Regions from separate parts of the Mus musculus genome. Here region 2 is linked to region 1. A link is a contact called in ENCODE POLR2A ChIA-PET data. All regions are on one chromosome and are shown on one strand. Each heading gives the region's core, a stretch centred on a gene start or an enhancer-like site at or near the end of the contact. The rest is flanking DNA. Distances are from core to core; before and after follow the strand shown.

Region 1 (4,530 bases), core at 257-2,756:
TCAGAAGAGCAGTCATCGCTCTCTGACCCACTGAGCCATCCCTCCAGTCCTGTATATTTCATCATGTATTTACATAATGTCTTTACCAAACTGTGTTTTCCGTGATGACAAGGATTCACTTGGTTTTAGTAACCAGCTTCTAGGCTAAAACAGGCTATTCAACTACATGTGAATCAGGTGTGCTTGTATTGCCTGTCTAGAGCAGAGCCTCACAGGGCACATGAAGTTAGGGTGACAGTCAGCAGTGGTGGGCATTTCTTCAGTAAACATTGCTTTGATGAGTTTGTTGTTTCCCATCCTCAGATCTTTCTGACTTACTGTTCCTAATCTGTCTGTCTGTCTCTTTTTTTCTGACAATGCCCTGACTAAAGGAAATTGCTCCACTATAGAGAGTGCTCTCCCAGGGCTGTCTTCATTCTTTTTTTTTTTTTTTTTCTCCCTTTTGGTTTTTCCAGACAAGGTTTCTCTATGTAGCCCTGGCTGTCCTGTAGACCAGGCTGGCCTCAAACTCAGAGATCTGTCTGCCTCTGCCTCTCCCTCTCGAGTGTTGAGATTAAAGGTTCATTCTGTTTTAGTGTTTCTCACTGACCTGGCTTCCTTGCTCTCCCCACCTTTTAGGGCTTAACTGTCCCTGTTTTGCAGGTAGCCCAGGCAGGCAGAAGCCTGGCCTTCTACAGCTAACCCCACCGTCAGCTTCCGTTATTGGTACTCTCTGAAAATGGATTTTTTTTTTTTTTTTTTTTTTTTGAGACAGGGTCTCTATTGCAGCTCTGGCACTCGCAGACCAAGCCTGCCTTCACAGTGATCCCCGCCTCTGAATCCTGAGAAAAGGCATGAGCCACCATATTTAGCATTCTCGGCAGATGTTCAACAGGGCAGCTTCATACTTGTGAAGACAGGGGTTCCTGGACATGTTCTAGAATCGTCTGCTGTACCAAGCAATATACGTAAAAACCAGGAATTAATGACTATTAATTAACACTACCTCACTAATTTGATTCCCTATAGGAAGAGCTGAACACAAGTCTGATTCCCGCCCCAACCCCGTACCTCATTTTTTGATACATGGTTTGTATACGTAGCCCTGTCTGTCCCAGAACTCTCTTTGTAGACCAGGCTGGCCCCAAACTCAAGAGATCCGCCTGCCTCTGCCTCCCGAGTGCTGGGATTACAGGCGTGCGCCACCACCATGCTGATTCCCTTTCATTGTGTTAGCAGGAAACGCGGAGAAAGCTGGGGACTAATGAAACATTTGAAACGTCCCATCTTCGTGGGGAAGGAAGCTGCTTTCTTTCTTTTTCCTAGGGCCGTCCGGCCGCCACCACTCTGCCCAGGTCTCCAACTAGGGGAGCGGAGAATTTTCACCAACGGAGCCGAACGCTGACGACTACCGGGAACAAGCGAAACCGGCACGCTCATCCTCCCGCATTAGTTCCCAGTAGGGAACTATTTTCCGGTACACTCTAGGCGGTCCAACTCTTTTCAGAAGAGCTTCCGGTTTCCACCCACCTACTTCCGCTGTCCCCACCTCTTTTCTTCCGCCACCCGGATATGAGCCGTTCTCGCGAGAGCCGTCCCTCTTTCTAAGCCGGCGATCCGTCAGGTAGGTTCGCGGGCCGCAATGTGGCCGCGGTTTTTCGCAGAGTTTGGGGGAACAGACTCTTGGGGGGCGTCCGGGGCGGCAGAGCCTGCTCCCCGGGGTGGGATGCAGCGGATTATCCGCCTTGCGCCCGTAGATGGCCCCGGCTTTGGCGGCCCGCGCCCCAGGTGACCGGTGGCACCTTCCTCCCCTCAGGGTGAAGCCATGTTCAGCTCGAGCGCCAAGATCGTGAAGCCCAATGGCGAGAAGCCGGACGAGTTCGAGTCTGGCATCTCTCAGGTGAGCTTGTCGCCCGGGTGCCCCCCGCGATCGCGCTTGACCTCAGGGTCCCCTGACCCCCGGCATGGCGCCCACGTTCTCTGTCTCCCCAGGCGCTGCTCGAGCTGGAGATGAACTCCGATCTCAAGGCGCAGCTGCGGGAACTCAACATCACCGCAGCCAAGGTGAGCGGGGACCCCGGAGTGCGCTCGCTCGCTGCCCACGGGTGGTTGACAGCCTCTATTCCCGGGGCAAGAGACGGGAGGGCAGCAGACAGGGACTTCCAGTGCAGGCCAGTCTCACGCTTAAGTCCGTGCTGCCTTCTGCACTTGATTGCTGGACTTTTTTTTTTTTTTTTTTCTTTCCCCACTGACATTAACCTTAACTTTTTGGAAGTGTTTAGACCCAGTACCACTCGGTTGAGGATCAGTGGGTGTTTCTGAGTTTGGCGTTTGACAGGTGTTTCGTTTTTGTAAGTTAGTATTTTGCTTCTGTTAATGTACATGCACCTTGCGTGTTCCTGAAACTTGAATTACAAATGCTTGTGAGTGCTGGGAACTGAACCTGGGTCCTGTGCCCTGAACTACCACTGCTCAGCCACCCAGGGAGAGTGTTAATTTTATTGAGTTTTTTGGTCAATTTCATAGTGTTGGAAAGTTTTGAATTTGGAGAAGAGCCTTACATCAGAGATACCCAGGCCATGGTGAATTTAAAGTTGACCTTTCTAGATGGTTCAATCATGTTGGGAGATCCTGAGGTGGCACATGGCCAGAGTCATGGTCTGATCAGACTCACCAGACAGAATCTCTTCTAACCTAGGCTGGTCTCCCGACTTGGATTGTAGTTGAGGCTAGCCTTGAACTCCGTCCTCCTGCCTCTACCTCTCCAGTGCTAGGATGATGGACATATGGACATAGCTCTCTGCTGGCCTTTTGGTGTCTCTTGTAGAGTCACCGGGATTGTGCGATGGAGGCTCCACCTTAGAACCTCAATATGAGCGTCATGGTTTAACTTGCGAACCCCTAGGCTATGTCCAAACCACAGGAGAATGTTTGAGGGGGGAGTTGTTTGCTGGTTGTGGCAGAGCATATTAATCTTAGCACTTGGGACTACAAGGACTACAAGGACTCTGCCTCAGAAGGGGGCGGGTCCTTGATTCAGGTGGTATTTGGCTGTGAGTGGTGCCATTTGAATGAGGAAGATGGAGGTTAAGGACTGAAAAATGACACAGACATTTTTTCCTCCCAGGAAATCGAAGTTGGTGGTGGTCGGAAAGCTATCATAATTTTTGTACCAGTTCCTCAGCTTAAATCTTTCCAGAAAATCCAAGTCCGGCTAGTTCGTGAATTGGAGAAAAAGTTCAGTGGCAAGCACGTGGTCTTCATTGCTCAGGTATCCATCTGCTCAGTTGCCCCTCTTCAATTCCTGGGGCTTAAGTTCTGTTGGTGAGGATGCTGTCAGCCCTGTTGGTGGAAAGCTCAGCCTAGGGTGTTGGGGTGAGAGTGGGAAGTCTGCTGGTCTGGGAGTAGCAGGCTGGAGGGGCTGGTATGGGACAGTGCTTGAGTTCAGGATTGGCTTTGGTGCAGTGTGCAGGGTGAATGAAGTAGGGCTGATGGGAAAGAGGAATGCTGCTGGCAATTTGTGCTGAGTGGTGGGCTGTTGTGAAGGTGGCGACATGGGTATTTTTGTACTTAAAGTAGTTGAGATTTGTTGGCTTTATTATTAGCTCATTGTTTTGTGTTTATTTTTATTATAATTCACTTTAAAGAGGAGGATTCTGCCCAAGCCAACCCGGAAAAGCCGTACGAAAAATAAGCAGAAGCGCCCCAGAAGGTGAGTGTTCCGTTGCCTCGGCCATGCGCCCACACCTCACAGTGCCTCAGGACGGGGAGTCTCCTCATTCCCTGTGTGTTGGGATTCATTCTAGATAGAACGTTTAAGTGGTTCACATACATACACTATGTGGTGTCTGTTGTAAGTCACTGGTACCACACAGGTGAGGCTTGATTTATTCTGTGGTCAAAGGAGAAAGTATTTTTTTTTTTTAAGATATCTCTTTGTAGCCCATGTGTCCTAGAACTTACTCTGTAGACCAGGCTGGCCTTGAACACTGAGATCCATCTGCCTCCCAAAGGTTGGGATTAAAGGTGTGTGCCGCCATCACCACCTGGCTAACTATTTAGTTCTTAATTGGGGATAAAAATTTGTTTGTGGCTGAGGTGCTGGGATGGTTTTGTTGTGTGGCAGGCAGAGCATGGGTGGGTTTCCTGGTGCTAGGCTGACAAGGCTACATCATTGCTCTTTAAAGGTGATGGTCTCTTCACACATCAGTCATTGGACTTGGGCCTTCTGTTGATGCTGTAATTATATCAGACTGTCCCTGCAGACCCTCACCGCCAAAAGTGTGGTTTTTCCCTTATAACTGGTCAAGGAAATCTACTCTTGAGAGGTGATGCTTTTGAGACCGGATGAGCCATGGACTTCCTATGTAGCCAACAACAGTCTTGTGGTCAGGTACTGGGAATACAGGTGCACATCACTATCTATGCCCTGTGTGTTAATGGCTGCGGTGTTCAGTGACCTTAGTGATTTCTACTCTTGATGCCAGATCCCTGGCAAGGTGTCGTGGTGCTATACTAATGTCTCCAGATTCCAGCTTTGTTATGCTGGAA
Region 2 (4,752 bases), core at 1,451-3,950, 62 kb before region 1:
ACTCGGGGAGCTCTGCCGGGCTGTCAGTCACTGAATTTCCAGTCCATTCTCCACGTGGGCCCTGCCAGCGGGTTTTCAGCTTCTCTCTCATTTCAAATACATCCCATGCCTGGCTTGCCTCCCGCCCTGGGCACGGGTGGCCTGCCACAGAGCTGGCGGCCTTGCTGCCAGCTGCAGGCAGGCACTGAAGCCGCCACGGAATCTGTCAGCAGCAGACGCCCAGAGCAGCGCTGTTAACACCTTCCGAGCTGTGGTGAGACGGCTCATCAGCTCATCCTCAGCCAAGGTCGTCCTGCTCTGACTGAGCGGCCGCCAGCGGGCAGGTTACCAAGGGGAAGAGCGTGCTCCTCGCTTTAGAGCGACTGGCAGCCCTCCACGTGGCCAGCTCCTTGGACCTGGCAGGAAAGTCTGTGACCACAGCCCAGCCATAGGACAGTGTGTTTCCTCTGCACCTCTGCAGACAGGTGACGTGTGACATTGGGTGTAGACAGGCTCTTGTAGTAGGTGACCTTGACACAGAAGAATGGGTTTCCTAAAACCTCTCCAGCTGTCCTCACAGCTCTTTCCGACTCTTGAACACATTACAGCTTTTAGAAGTTCTGTGTGAGATATTTGCACATGGTCTGTTGCCACAGGGCCACTTTGTTCCTGGTATCTTCCCACATCCACCTCCCTGGTGACATCATTGCAGAGCCTCCCCCACCTCCCCATGGGCTGCAGCCCTCAGCCAAGGAGGGGCCTGCTTCCTTCTGTCCCACCGCCCCCTGTGAGGCCTGCCTCTCCTCACTGCTGTGGCCTGTAGCAGCCTGAGAAGGCACCGGGAGCCTCCAGTCTCCTGAAGTCTCTGAGCCTTGGTTGCCTTCTTAGGCTTGCAGCACTGGTGGTGCCCAGCCACAGGCTGAAGATGCTCAGGGAGGAAGTCGCTGCTCAGCTGCAGTGCACTCAGCTTGCCTTTCTGAGAGACTCTGTTAGAAAATAGTGTAACAAAAAACGCTTTCCTTTGTTTTACTGCAGTAGTGACACCGCCAGCAATGTAGGCACAGGCACCAAACGTCTGCCTGTGACATCCTGTCACCCAAGGTTCTGAACGGGACGGATTATCATGTCTCAAAAATACTTTCTCCATGGATGTAATTTAAATTAAAAGTTTGATTTAATCTTGATTTTCATGAGTTAAAGAAATGCTGTAAGGAAAGTGGATGTGAGCACATGCAGTCTGCTGCCATCTAGTGGACACGACAAGTATTGCCACAGTAGCTGGGCTGCATAGCTGGGGCCTGTGTGCCAGCTAACAATGACCTAATTAATCAGCCTTTTAATGATAAGAAATTTGCTCATATGTTCTAGTTCTGAGAGTCCCACTATATATTTCCAGGAACACCCGCTTGCAAGACAAAGCCCTTCGTTCATAAATGTGATATCCTGAGGTTTCACAGTAGCCATAAGATACCTGGACAGTTTTCAGCTTCACGTCCTTATACCTCCCACACAGCATTGACTATTGTGGCTTCTCTTTTGTGGGGAAGAGCCTGCCACACACAGGGTGCCTCCTCTTTGCTTGGAAAACACTACATAAAGCCTTTGTTGGCAACAGAACAGCCATTAATACAATTTAGCAGTCTCTCAGCCAATGCAGTTTTTAGGTGCAAGTCAGGCAAGAATGCTTTTGCCCACATATGAGTGTTTGTATTTCTATTCAAGGGCAGGTCAGTGTAGTCAGAAGAGTAGAGCGGACACACTACAAGAAGCTGTTGTCAGCTGGCCTCCAGGTTCCCAGAATGAGTGATTTCATTGACTAACAGCCAACTAGGTGGCCGTCAGTGACAGCCCTGAACACTCCCTCTAACCGCCCCCAGGCTTGTTGACACATGCTGACACTGATGCCGATAGCACCTGCCTGACAACCCCTTCTCTGCTGCTGCTTTTTCGGATCAGTCCCAAACCTGTGGATCCACCCTGCCTCCTAGGAGAACTGTAAAATCCTATCAAAACTGAACCTGGTGGTACATACCTTTAACACCAACATGGGAGACAGAAACAGATGGATCTCTTGAGAGTTCAAGACCAACTGAGTCTCTATAGTTAGTTACAGGCTGTACAGAGCTATACCGTAAGACTCAGTCTCAAAAAAGTTATATATAATGGGTATATTTATAGCCTGTTTCTTTTCTGTTGGGCCATTCTCAGTAGCATGTACCCTTGACCCTAGGGCAAGTTTGAAAGGCAGCAATGCCAATCAAAAAAATCTAAGATCCTAGCAGGGCTTACTCCTGAGGCATACTGACCCTCCATGCCATGCACCCTGGCCCTCCATGAGCTGTCCATCAGAAGCATCATGAGCAGGGTGGAGCCTAGGTCACGATGGCCTGTGATCAGATGCAGTACTGTGACTCGGCACAGCCTGCCCTCTGCTCGGTGAAATAAAACGTAAGGGTACGTACCAGGTTGGAGGAGGAGACCAGGATGGACCTTAGGGGCCATGGGCTAGACCCTGGTCAGCCTGAGAGCAGGCCCTCAAGTCGCACAGGGTGGCGTGTCCGTGTCCCCTCAGCCATGACCCTGACTGCCCAAAGGCTGCCTTCTCCCCTGACACCTCATGGTGCATGCACACACACACACATCCACGTGCACCTGCTGGCACAATGAGAAATAAGGCCGGCTGGCCTTGGGCGGGGCCGCAGTGACAGGCAGCAAACGTGGTAGGAGAGGAAATCAAGGCATGTGTGGTCTGGCTCCTTGTGAGCATCAGGCCTTGAATAAAATTAGTTTTAACGAGCTGCACTTGAAGGTACCAGACTGGAGAGTCTTCTTTTTTTTTTACCCCTGCCAAACTGGAATTTTCCTTGTCGTCTGTCTCTATAACCTCCCAATTAGCAAGCTCAGTCGCTGTAGTCCCAGTTTAGAGGAAACTTAAAGTTTAGAGTAGAGAAGTGAAATACCTCCCAGAATCTTATGGTTAGGAGGAAATGAGCAGTGCCAGCCTTGGACTGGTCACCATGAGCTGTAACTGAGAGGAAACAAGTGCTTGGCACGGCTCTTGCCACAGTGTTTGCTCGGCTGCACGCTACAGAGGCTGGAGGAGGAGCTGACCTTTGAACCCTCTCACTGAACCCAACTCTCATACCTTTTTGTACTGTGGACCAAAAGTGGGAAGTGGATACTAGGTGGGTGGTAGAGAGACTTAGCCTCAAGGAGGGGCTGCAGGCAGGAGTGGTGTGAGGCTGCTGCTAGGAAGGTGCACAGAGCTGAAGCACTGAAGACAAAGCTCAATCTGCAGGATACAGACGCCAAGGCCACAGCGCCTTCAGTGCCTCTGGACACCTGCCTCTATAGAGCAGCAGTAACTACATGTCATTATAGGTCACAGTGACATCCATATGCCCTCACTGTCATAGTAAACTTGATTGGTGGGTCATTTCAATGCAGGTATTTTGCCTCAATATTGAGCACAGAAAAGTGAGACACTTTCAAAGTGTGGCTTATGTGTTTGAAGGATGAAATGGTGCAGAACTACGAGTCCTTACAACAGCTCTGCCAGAAAAGAGGGAGGGACCAAATACAGGGATCTCTGGCTTCTGCTTAGGAAGTGGGAGCAAAAAGCAGCCTTTGGGCCAGATGCTAGGTCCAGAGCCCTGTGGTAACAAGAGGATGTATGTCACACAGAATTCAGAGTCCTCAGTCCTACCACCATTGGTGGGAGGGGTCTAGCACTAGCCTGCTGCCCCCACAGCTGTGTGTGTGTGTGTGTGTCTGTGTGTGTGTGTGTATCCCTGGACCATAATGCACTGCAAAGCGCTGTACAGCTTCTCCAGCTCACGACATGCTTTTGGTCTCTTACCATAGGACTATGTGCTGGCTGTGGATGCCTACCTCACAGTAATCAAGTACTACCCGGAGCAGGAGCCACAGCTGCTGAGTGGAATCGGCCGCATTCTCCTCCAGGTACTGGCTACACTGCTAACAGCCCAAAGGCTGAGTGCAGTGGCTGCAATCCTGTGAGGTTGCCTGTGAATTCTGCCCCTCAGAACTCATGCAAACAGGCAGTAGTAGGGAAATAGTTCAGTTCAAATTCATGTGACCATTAGGTGTTCTTTGCAATGATTCTGCTGTGTGGTGTTCTGTCCTGTTGCAGTTAGGGTCATCTGCTAACTGCAGCTGCTGTGTTGAGGGAACACTCAAGTGCACCCTGACACAGAGGCTGCAGCAATGCATAGGCTCGGTTCACTAATATTTGGTACATCATCTTGTCAGTCCCAGGATCAGGACCTCCCAGGCTGCCCAGGATATGGGCCTTGTGTGTTTGTCCCTGGAGAGGCTCTAAATCTGGGGAAAGAGGGTGTGGTTAAGAACAGCTGATGGCAAGAGGAGAAAGAGCCCACCCACTCTGGCACATGGCACTGCTACACTCGTGACCTCGCAGTGTTCTGCAGCCTGCATGGCCACCACACCTTAACAGCATCTGTAGCTAGAATGCCTTCCTGGCATGTGGGAGTCTGGAACTCATGGGTACTGGAGTCCTATATTCCCTGACTCCTTAGCAAGGCTTTCCTGCTTGGAAGACCCAGAACACAGGAGGAGGCCGTCTGCATACATATCTGGGAACACTGAAAGTACTTGTGCAGAGTGGGGAATCTGATATTTGGGGGGGGGGGGGCACAGTGGCCCCAAGGATAAGTGTCCCTCATTTCCACAGTGAAAGCCACATGACATAAGGAATGCTTAGGGACGCGACTGGCTTCTTCACTGAGCTGG

The links. ChIA-PET counts read pairs that join two places held with the same protein, here RNA polymerase II (POLR2A).
Region 2: POLR2A ChIA-PET joins it to region 1 with 33 read pairs in embryonic stem cell. The contact joins the enhancer-like site here to the promoter of Rps7 in region 1. POLR2A ChIA-PET finds 5 or more read pairs at or near these places in 5 of 5 experiments (Patski and embryonic stem cell).

Annotation. Positions count from the first base shown.
Region 1 is chr12:28,632,929-28,637,458 of GRCm38, reverse strand. It overlaps Rps7 (ribosomal protein S7), which reads left to right and starts at 1,506. Exons shown (of 7, transcript NM_011300.3): 1 at 1,506-1,603; 2 at 1,796-1,879; 3 at 1,972-2,043; 4 at 3,107-3,250; 5 at 3,627-3,691. The coding sequence starts at 1,805.
Region 2 is chr12:28,696,334-28,701,085 of GRCm38, reverse strand. It overlaps Trappc12 (trafficking protein particle complex 12), which reads left to right. Exons shown (of 12, transcript NM_178811.5): 9 at 3,844-3,942. Among named protein-coding and RNA genes, the nearest start is that of Mir6937, 19 kb to the right of the region's middle. Within about 2 kb of position 2,700, at least 1 of the 3 ENCODE cell types and tissues checked has a DNase peak (open chromatin) inside an H3K27ac peak, as active enhancers do.